2 separate regions of the Homo sapiens genome follow, and region 1 is linked to region 2. A link is a loop called in an ENCODE intact Hi-C map of the cell type or tissue named here. Cell type or tissue: chondrocyte. All regions are shown on one strand. Links, peaks and the distances in the headings refer to the core of each region. The heading gives the core; the rest is flanking DNA. Region 1 overlaps NHSL3 (NHS like 3). Region 2 holds the start of SYNC (syncoilin, intermediate filament protein).

Region 1 (5,362 bases), core at 71-5,070, 69 kb before region 2:
AAATCTGGTTTCAATATAACTCATTTAAAAATTTATGCCACAGTCCTTATAATTGGAAAAATACTGGTGCCCAGGTTTTCTTGGAGTTATCCAAGCAGCTGCGCCCCTAGCTGGGATCTGGTACCTGGACTAGGCTAATTACAGCTTCTCCCCAACAGGAAACTGTGGGATTTGAAAAGGAAAGGGAAGGGAAAACAGAGAACCTAGTGGTCTACCAAGTGGTTGGCAACTTTCCCAATGTCTGCTTACTCTGAGGCTTGGCACTGGGGGCCAGGGCCTGCCCCAGGGCTCCTGGAATTTCCCTTGATCCAGCTAGGCTGGGACACTCCCTAAATCAGCTGCGTGTTGTTAGCATCAGGCAGAATGAATGGCAGAGAGTGATTCTGTCTTCATAGAGGGTGGGGTACTTCTCCATAAGGCATCTCAGTCAAATCCCCATCACTGTCATAAATTCAAATAAAATGTCTGAACAAGGGTGTCTGGATGTGAGCTGGACCATCTCAGGAGAGAACACAAGTGTGAGGCAGCTGCTGGCCCCTCACCTAGTCTGGGGTTCCTTTACCCTGTAATGGGGGGTGGGGGGTAGAAGATGGACAAGACACCTTAACAGTCCCTTTGGCAGTACTAGGCAGAAGAGGCCCATACTTGGGTCCAATGTGTGCAGCAGGCAAAACATTTTCCCTTCTAAATGTGGGCCCAGACCACTGCCCTGTCCCCCCCACATTAAGAAGCAGTAGCCACAGCCAAGTTTCAATCATTTAATTAACATCTTTAAATGAAACACAGTTTTCTTCATGTGTCTCACTCAGGCTTCAGGGCAGAGGGAATGGATTTTTAGACATATCAAAGACTCAAAAATTTAAAGAAATATATATATGTATATATATACTTCTAACATTTTATGGAAATTAAAAATCAGAGGCTTTTGGTCTCTCCATTTACTCTAGGTCAAGCTCATTTACCCCAGAGGACAAAGAAGGGCTGCCTCTTCTAGACCCTCCCTTCTCCTTTGTCCTCTGTCCCACCCAGCAGGGAAACAAGCTCAGAAGATCCTAACAGGATAGAGTTCCAGTAATGTTGGAGGAGGGAGAGGGAAAGAGAAGTCAGGTTCTCTCCCACCTCCAGCCATTCCCAGGTTGCTGCCAGGGCCTGGTTTCATGCAGCTTTGACCCAGTCCTGGATCCTAGGGGGTGGGGTAGATCAGGAGCTCTGAGCAGAACAGTGCTCACTGATTATCCTCTTTCCCCAACTCAGTGGGCAGGTGCAGCGTACACCCAGCAGCACTCTCCACTGCCCACAGGCAAGGGAAGAATATTGATTGATTAGCTACAAGGAGAAGACAGTAGTGACTAGTGGAAAACACCCTGGAGAGGGCCAGAGGAACCTGGCTCTCACCACATCCCCTCTGTTCCCAGCCTTGGTGAGGGGGCGGGGAGGTCATGTCAACCTCTCTCCTTGGTGGTGAAGCTAAAAGCAAGGTTCCTTGCCAGACTCAAGCCCAAGTCACTGTTAAGGAAAGAGGATCAAGAAAGAAGCGGTGGCCCTGGGGGGCAGCCACGCTGCTGTGGACCCACAGGGGCCAATGGGGAAGCCAGCTTGCCTAGACAGGTGGCACAGGCTGAAAATAGAAAGGTTAACATTCCCGGAGAGTACAGTAAGAGAGGCTGATACCTAGGGGACCACCACCCAGCCTGCCCTAGAAGCACTGGGTGCCCCTCATTGACTAGAGAAGACTTGAGTAAAATGCACCTGTGGCTTCCCATCCTTGTCACTCAGCGTTAGCTGCCCCCAGTGGAACCACCTGTGCTGAAAGGCAGCTGCAGAAAGGACATGCACCGAAATGAGGAGAGAGAAAGGTCAGAGAATGAAGTGTGGAGGGCCAGGCCTGGGCCCACTGCTCAAGGAAGCTCCCCCCCTCCAGATGCTCCCTTCCATCCACCTCCTCAGTGCTTGCTCAGCCCAAAGGCTCCTGCCTCTGAAGTGCTGGGGGCCCACCCACCCCAGTGTGGTCAAGGAGGCAAGGGGCAGGTGCTTGACACTGCCAAGTGCCCCGAGATGACTCTACTGCTCACCCATTTCTTTGGGCCCTGGCAGTCTCCTACTTGTCCCCAGCATGGAGCACCTGGCAGAACTGGAAGGCAGGAGGGTGGTTGGTGAGTTGAGGCACAGGAAGGCCAATCCCCTCTGCACCTTTTGTGCTTTGGAATTCCACAGCCCCACACCTGCCCCCAGCCTAGAGAAGCCTGTGGGAACACAATGACTTGGCCACCTTCAGGAACCAAGAGGAGTAAACTGGACTGGGCAGGAGGGCACAGACTGGTCCCAAGCTATGGGCTGACTGCCGGGGATGGATTCTGCTGCCATGTAAACAGGCCCTTGGAATGCAACTTCCTGGGCCCTGGAGGATGGCCATGCAGCCACTTTTCAAAAGTGCTTTGATTCTGGACTATAGTATGTGCATGGTTTGGACATGAAAAAAAATGAAACTCAGGTGAGGTGTCCTGCTCCCAACTCTGCAGCCTCAGGGCCAGCAGGGGGCGCAGCCACCCTCTCCCGCCAGCTACCCACTTCAAGATGAGGCTAAGGCCAAGACTGAAGCGGCAACTGCCAGAGGTGAACCCATTCGGGAAAAGGCATGAGCGCAGGATGACTCTGAGGACAGGAGCAACACCAGGCTTGCATAAGTATCGAAGGCCGTGGAGGTTAAGGCTGCAGGCGCCCTCTCTATTAGGTTGTGTCTGCTGTATCCTCTCGTCCTTGGAGCTGCTCGGGTCCCTGAGATTGTGTTTCTGGGATGGGTCAGCAGTGCCAGTGAGGTGCCTGGTGGTCAGGCCAGCTCTTTCTGTGAGTCTGGGGGAGAAAAATAAGAGACACTTAGCAAGGGGCCTCCTGGCTTGGTTCTGGCACTAGGAGCCCAACAAAGCATACCCTCACCCAACCTTCTTACCGCTTTGATTTACTGACAGTGCCCGCAGCACTGGGCTGGACACCCTACACATGTTCAGACACTATAATGTAGGTGTCACTGCCCCACACTTTACAATGTAGCTAGGAAGGGTAGGGAAAGAGGCAAAGTTGGAATTCAAACACAGTAGGCCTGACACTCACACACCATTCTCCTCTGGGCCCCAGCAAGGGTGACAGCTTGCCCTTCCCAGGCATTCTCAGACCAGAAAAGTTAAAGATCCAAGAACAAATCCCCCATGGCGGGACTTCAGATTCCTACTTCCCATCATCAGCAATGGGACCTCACCCTAGCACTGCCCACTGTACCTGAGCCCGGGAGGCCCATCTTCTCCTCTGGGCCCACCAGCTGCAGGACACCTCCATTCTCCGCCAGCTCCCTCTTAGTCCTGTCCTGGGTGTGAGGGAGCCCATTGGTGGGAGGAGCAGTAAGGGGCTCAGCTCGAGGGTAACTGGGGGAGGCGGGTGGGGGGACTCCCACAGACGGCTTGCGGGCCACAGGTGGGGGAGCCTTAGGTGACTTCTTTGGGGCCTGGGGTGGCCGCTGCTCTGAGATGCTCCGGAGTTCTGCCACCAGATTCCGCTGGAGGTCAGCCTGGGTCTCAGGGGACACGGGCCGCTCCAGCTGCAGCTTCCTAGAGCCCTTGGAGAAGATGAAACTGGCCGTTGAGGCAGGGGACTGGGGAGGCCGTGGCTCTGCCTCAGGCGGTCCGTTGGGCTGAGCACTTGAGAGGCCTTCACTGGCGGCCAGGCTGCAGGCCTTGAGTCGGACCGCAGCATGGAGCCCTGAGGAGGGGGCAGGCACTGGGCTGGCCCGCCCTGACAGGGCCCTTCGCAGTGGTTTCTGGGGGGCCGATGGCCCCAGTGCTGGGGTGGGAGCCCCTCCTGGAGCACCCACGGAGCGCAGCCGCACCATCTGCAGGAGCGAGGGCGTGACCAGGGGCGCACCTACGTCCTCCCTGGGAGGCCCACCACCCTTGCTACAGCCCACCGGTTCCTTCTGAGGGAGCTTGGCCACATGCCCTGGGGCGGAACTAGCAGGAGCTGGGGCTGGCGGAGCTGGAGGAGGGTCTGGGCTACCCGGGGGCTGAATCTGCAAAGCAGTAGCTGAGGAGGACGAAGCAGCCGGGGAGCTGACAAGCTCTGGGGAGCCTGAAGGGCCTGCAGGCTCAGGGCTGGCCACAGAGAAAAAAGCCTCCTCTGGTGGGGGGAAGTCAGCCATGGACAGGTCCTGCTCCTCAGGGGCAGGGGGTGGGGGAGGGGGCCAGTTGGGATCTTGGAGGGGCTCCTCAGCAGTCTCTGAGGCAGATGGTGCCTCCACAACCACCTCTGGCTTCTTAGTGGGTGGTGGGGGTGGATGATAAGATGGGGGTGGGGAAGGTGGGGGTGACTGGTCTTTGGAGATGACAGGAGACTCCTGCAGTGGAGTCAAGGTTGTCTGGGGAGTGGGAGGGGACTGAGGACTGGCGTCAGTGGTAGAAACAGGCCCAGGAACCACAGCAGGGGCGGCTAGAGCAGGGGCAGCTGGGTTAGGGCTCCTGGGCTTGGAGGGAGGTGGGGAGAAGGGGGCAGGCACCTTGGGGTGAGGAGGTATGACAAACCTGTCACCCAGGGGGGTCAATATCTGTGGCCCAGAGCGGTCTGAGGGGGCTGGGTCAGAGGAGGAGGAACATAAAGACGTGAGGGAAGAGGAGACGGAGGCCCCAGGGGAGCGAAGAGACGTGACACGCTCTGGTTTAGGGGGCTGGGCCTTGCCTGGGGAAGCAGGGGGACCTGCCAGGCCCTTGGGAGGGAGGGTGGGAGTACCACTTTGGCTCGAGTATCCACTGGAGGGCGAAAGTGTCCGTTCTGGGGACCGTGGGGGGCGCCGGGAACCACCCGGAGACAAGCCAGGTACCCAGCTGTTGGCTGGGTTGGGTGGACAGGGTGCTGCCCCCGCCCCTTCTGAGCCACCAGTGGTGGGTGGCCGAGGCAGCTGGGGCTGCTGCTTACGCTCAGGCTTAGGGGGCAACCCTAATGGCCCATCAGGCACTGCTAAGCCCCGCTGATGGAGGGAGTGGGTCCGGCGGGGAGGGGGTGGAGGCCGCTTCAGCTTACGCAGGGACACACTCCGGCCAGACAACTGCCCACTGCTCCGAATGCTGAGTGTGTCTGAGGCCTCAGCAGTGCTGCCCCCACTGGGAGAGCCCCTCCCACTGCCTCCCTGGGGAGGGGGTACCACGCTATTGCTAGCCGTAGAGCTCTCCGGCTGGCCCTCAGAGCCACCCTTAGAGGAGAGGGTGGAACCGTCAGACACAATGGTGTCGGAGGATTGAGAGTGGCTCCAGGTGTCACTGGAGGAGGATGGGTGGCGGCTGCGGGGCTGTGGGCTGGAGACGGAGGAGAAGCGCCCCAGCGA
Region 2 (5,362 bases), core at 146-5,145:
TCCCCCCAAAAATAAAAAATAAAATAAAAATAAATATCTTGATCTCACTCTCCTCCCTCTCTGATCTCCTGCCAGGGTCCCCAGTTTGGCCAAACCCCACCTGAAACCAGAAGGCAAGGGGGCCCAGGAGACGCTGGCCGCAGGAGTCAGCTCCTGGACACAAAGCTCTGAGAAGGAAGGTTAGGCTAAGAGTAGCCAGCCCAGGGGCCTCTCTCCTCCTCCTGGGTTTGGCTTTGTGGAGGGGCTGAGAGTTAAGAGTGGCTGCGCTTGTCCTTCAAAGCAGAGTCTGTGCCTGATTCCTGATTCCAGAACAGCTTTTCTCATCCTTCCAGGCCCAGGTACTTTGTTCACGAGGCCATCCCCAGTCCCGGAGTTAATTTCTCCCATCCATCCCTGGCTTCCCTGGTTCTCAATGTCTATCACATCACTCAGCCCAGTGATTTGGCATTATTTTCTGCATAGGTTTTTCTCCCCAGGAGACGGTTCTAGCTTCCTCTACACTGAAAGCTTCTTGCAGGCTTGGGCCAAATAAGGCTGTTTGCTCTGACACAGGGCCCAGCACAGCCCAAGTGCCAATGTTTGCCAAGTGAGCTGAATCTTATGGGCTCAAATACCTCACACTGCCTTGCTGTATGCAATCTGGGCACATGTGTGTCTGTCTCCCTGAGTAGACTGGGGCTCCTGAGAGGTGAGTGGCCCAGGCCTAGCACACAGCAGGCATCAAATATTGCCTAAATTAGCCTAAGTAAAACCATCCTCCTTCCCTTCATTCATTCAACAATTTTTTTGGAGCTTCCAGATAGCTGAACATATGGAGGTTCCTGGAGGATGGTGTGCCCAGGGAGGGGATGGAAGCTTCATGCCCCTTCCTCCATAACTCTGCCCTATTCATCTCTTCATCTGTATCCTTTTCAATATCCTTTATAATAAGCCACTAAAGCTAAATATGGCCATGTGACTGAGCTCTGGCAATAGGACACAATCAGAAGTGGTGTGAGGTGAGCGACCCCTCCTTTTTACTTTCATTGGATAGAATGAGGCATTAGAAGGGAGCTTGGACTGGTCTTGGATGGGTGTGGATTAGGGCCACAGTCTGGAGATGGTGGAAGACCAAGCTGTGATTCTGCATCTTTGGCAGATTGTATTTTCCCAAGACAGAGGCAATACTATATCCCATTCCATAAGCTCTTCTTATACTGTGACTTTGACACACCCTTCCCATTAAAAGGTGGCATCTATGTCCCCTCCCCATGAGCTGGAGGCCCGGGTTTTTGTGACTGCCTTTAGCAACAGAATAGGTCAGCAGTGACAGTGTGTAGCTTCCAAGGCTAGCTCAAAAAAAATGCCTTTCACTTCTGCCTTGTTCTTTTGGGACGTTTACTGTTGGGACTTAGCCACCATGCCATGAGGAAGCACAAGCAACCCGTGGAAAAGCCCATGTGGAGGAGAACCAAGACCCCCAGCCAAATACCCTGCTGAGCTCCCAGCTGACAGACCGCATCAACTTGCCAGCCACATGAGTGAGCTGTCCTGGACGCGAGTTCTGCAACCTCTGGGCAAGCCACCTCAGCTGATGCCACGTGAAGCAGAAATGAGCTGCCTCCACCAAGCCGTGCCCAAATCACAGATCTGTGGGTAAAATAAATGATTGTTATTATTATAAAAAACAAAAACAAACAATTTTTTTAAGGTCCTACTATGTGGTAGTCCCTGTGCTGGGCTCTGGAGACACAGCAGTAAACAAGACACATAAAGTCTCTGCCCTCATGGGGCTTCCATTCTAGTGGGGAAGCAGAGAAGAAAATAATTGAAAATGAATAGTATTGGCCGGGAGCGGTGGCTCATGCCTGCAATCCCAGCACTTTGGGAGGCCGAGATGGGCGAATCACGAGGTCAGGAAATCGAGACCATCCTGGCTAACACGGTGAAACCCCGTCTCTACTAAAAATACAAAAAAATTAGCTGGGCATGATTGCAGGCACCTGTAGTCCCAGCTACTCCGGAGGCTGAGGCAGGAGAATGGCCTGAACCCAGGAGGCGGAGCTTGCAGTGAGCTGAGATTGCACCACTGCACTCCAGCTTGGGCAACAGAGTGAGACTCCGTCTCAAAAAAAAAAGAAAGAAAATGAATAGTATTGTTGCAGATTGATAAGTGCTGCACAGAAAATAAACAGGGTGACAGGGATAAACAGTAAATGGGGTGAGGCATGGTGGCTCCTGCTTGTAATCCCAGCACTTTGGGAGGCTGAGTCTGGAGGATCCCTTGAGGCCAGGAGTTTGAGATCAGCCTTAACAACATAGTGAGACCCCATCTCTATTAAATAAAATTTTACAAAACCCAACAAAACAAAAAAGCCCATAACAAAAAAATAAATGGGTGGACATTATGGGCAGGGGGTGGGGAGGCATCAGAGAAGGCCTCTGTGAGATGTGATCTGAGACCTGAAGGAGAGTAAAAGGTGGGCTGTGAAGAGCTGGAAAGGGTTTTCTAGGCAGAGGGAGCAGCAGAAAAGGCCTGGCTGGGTGTGGTGGCTCACTCCTGTAATCCCAGCACTTTGGGAGGCTGAGGTAGGAGGACTGCTTGAGCCTAGGAGTTTGAGACCAGCCTAGGCAACACAGTGAGACCTCGTCTTTACAAAAAATACAAAAATTATCCAGGTGTGGTGGTGTGCATCTGTAGTTCCAGCTACTCGGGAGGCTGAGATGGGAGGATCACCTGAGCCCAGGAGGTTGAGGCTGCCGTGAACCATGATTGCACCACCGTACTCCTGCCTGGATGACAGAGTGAGACCCTGACTGCAAGAAACAACAGCAACAAAAAAAACAACAACAAAGGCTTGGAGGTGGGGAAGTTTCTGGGACCCTGGGGAATTCAGGGTTTCAGCCTAAAGAAGCGCTGAGCAGGAGGGTAGGAGCGGGTCAGAAATTCAGTCCTAGGGACAGCCTAAGGCCAGGTCCTGGGCTGGGGGTTGGAGGGGCAGAGCCAGCTCTTCTGAATGCCACCCTTGCCGCCTGTTGCTTGGTACCACAGCAAACAGAGCCTCTGGCAGGCCTGCCCTTGCTGCCTTAGCTCTCCTCTGGCGGGCAGCAGATGTCAAATGCCCAGCAGCTGAGGCTTCGCCAGCCTCCTCCCCTGGAATAGTTCGGGGGTAAGTCAGAAAATGACCAGCAGCCTCAAAACCTGGCTTTTTCTCGTGCGTACCTTACAAGGGTATATTTGGCTGCCCTGGGTGTTAAATCTTCCACCCCCTTGCATTAGACAGAGAAATATAAATATACAGCCACAGGCAGCACACTCAGACGCGAGGATGAATGAACATTTATCAACCCCCAGTCACGCACAAGCACACAGTCAGAGTCACAAGCGGGACCATATGCATGCCCCCCACACAGAGTCAAAACCGCCAGCCCCACAAAGACACTCCACCATGGCACAATCACCACACACATTCACCCTGAGATCACACAATCACACATCCACATGCTCACACACAGACATGTACCCCACAATCACCGCAGAGTCACACAGGGGCACACAAGCCCACACACATTCAACACCACGGCATGCTTCCCCCACCGGCCTCCCAGGCACCCCAGCCCCTGGGGCTTGTTATGGTGCCAGCATTCTTCTGCGATTGAGTCAAAGACCTCCCCAGACAGGGTAGCTAAGTGGAAAAAGGAATCCGAAGGAAGAACGCCTGAAGCCCAGGTCTGGGAAGGGGCCCAGCAGCTTCTCTCTTGGGGAGAAAGACGTCAGTGCTGGTTTGACCCTCACACTAGTGGGCTGAGGACGTGGGGGGAGGTATGTCTTGAAGTTGACAGAAGTGGGCTGAGTGGGGTGACAGGTGGAGCAGGAGAGAGACCCCAGGAAGCCTCAAAGGGTGGGGCAGAAAGTGGGGTTAAATATGGACTCAATGTGATAGGCGTAAACTCCTCCGCAGTTCTCTCTAACCCCAGCCACCCAGCCCGCCCCCAGGCTCCAGGCTGTCCCCAAACGCGCGGGGTGTGGCCGTGAACCCTCCTCCCCGGCCGCGCCCTGCCCCGCCCTTCACGACAGCTGCCGGGGACAGCCCGGAGTGCCCAGAGGGTGGCTGCGGCCCTTCCCCTCTTGGGTGGGGACCAGAGGGCGCTGAGCGGCAGCGGACACCCCCAAACACTCGCGGGAGAGGGGTGCTGGCTCCCTTTGAGCAGCCCGCCCAACCCTGCCTCCACCCTCCCAGGCTGGACAGGGAAGGTGCTCCCTGGGGCTTCAGACCCCCCTTCTGACTCCCCCTGCAACGGGACCTCACGAAAGGAAGGGTGGAGAGAAGGTTCGGGAAGACGAGGGGGCTGGGAGGTTTGGAAAGACAGCTCCAGGCCCCCGTTCCCACCCCCGCCCCAGGCTGGTCCGGGAGGGGCAGCCTCTCCCCGCCCCCAGGTCCGCGCGGCCGCTCCCTCCTCCCCCGGCAGGAGCCCCGGCCAAGTGGGCGCGCCCGGCCCGGGGCCGGCCGGGATCCGGTGTCGGTTGCAGCTGGCAGTGCGGCGGGCGCGGGCGCCGGAGCGAGGGGCCCGCGGGCCCGGCTATTAATAACGCGGCCGCCAGCCCGGGGTCGCGCAGCCATGGCCAGCCCGGAGCCCCGGCGCGGCGGGGACGGCGCCGCCCAGGCCGCGAGGTAGGACAGTGCCGGGCCCGCGTCGCCGCCCCGCTGGGGAAGGGGTGCTGCTGGACGGGTTCCCTTTCCCCCCGACCGCGGGCGTCTTTCGCCTGTCTAGGGGTAGTGGTCCAGCCGGGGTGGGGCACTGGAGCCGCCTCGTGAGGGGACATCGGGGAGTCGGGCCGTCCCGGGGTCCTGGCACCTCCGTTTGTCTGTGGCTTTTTATAATACCCCTCCCCCTCCCGGGACTACATGAAAATTAACCCTTCCAGGCGAGTGGGCATCCACCGCTCAAGTGCCATTTGGCCCATAGCAGCCAAAGACACTTCTCGCTAGCCTTCATTCCTCCCTGCAAATGTCAGTTGGAGACAGAGGCCTCCCCTGCTGAAGTGGCTGTGTGGAAGCCACTTGGTGCAAGGCTGGGCATCTGCCAGCTTGAAGTTAAGAGTCTGTCAGGGCTTGTTCTCTCCCGTCTGGCCTGGGATGGGTGGGGGAAGGGTCCAGGGGCCCTCCCCACTATCCCTCCTGGCAGGGCACGGCTGATTATTGGGGGAAGGGACCTGTGGCTGAGGGGTTTGGGGTGAGGTGTATTTCTGTCCCAGGTCATACTGTGGCTCTGGGACTTCCCAGTGTACCAAGAGGTGAGGGTGCAAATACATAGCTCCCGACACCCCTTCACTGTCACACAGGGGCACAAAGCTGAGCGGTCTTACACACACACACTCACC

What was found. A loop is a pair of places that touch in the nucleus more often than their neighbours do. Peaks named below come from ENCODE experiments on the same cell type or tissue, not always from the same donor. Only the 100,000 strongest peaks of a DNase experiment are listed, where the experiment ranks them.
Region 1: it touches region 2 in a loop (3.0-fold over the local background); 102 of 110 quality-filtered maps call a loop at or near these places.

What each region holds. Positions count from the first base shown.
Region 1 is chr1:32,770,353-32,775,714 of GRCh38, reverse strand. It overlaps NHSL3 (NHS like 3), which reads right to left. Exons shown (of 7, transcript NM_020888.3): 6 at 3,274-5,362; 7 at 745-2,850. The coding sequence ends at 2,828. It overlaps YARS1 (tyrosyl-tRNA synthetase 1), which reads left to right. Exons shown (of 13, transcript NM_003680.4): 13 at 1-476. Among named protein-coding and RNA genes, the nearest start is that of NHSL3, 31 kb to the right of the region's middle. RefSeq lists a silencer at 2,413-2,707 and an enhancer at 5,325-5,362. In chondrocyte, for the core only: CTCF peaks have their summits at 135, 2,283 and 2,514 (motif pointing right); DNase peaks (open chromatin) are centred at 2,564, 3,834, 4,624 and 5,034.
Region 2 is chr1:32,701,898-32,707,259 of GRCh38, reverse strand. SYNC (syncoilin, intermediate filament protein) reads left to right here and starts at 4,490. Exons shown (of 5, transcript NM_030786.3): 1 at 4,490-4,652. The coding sequence starts at 4,600. RefSeq lists silencers at 3,941-4,030, 4,081-4,130 and enhancers at 3,491-4,256, 4,257-5,022. In chondrocyte, for the core only: a CTCF peak has its summit at 3,067; DNase peaks (open chromatin) are centred at 3,049, 3,619, 4,109, 4,759 and 1 weaker place.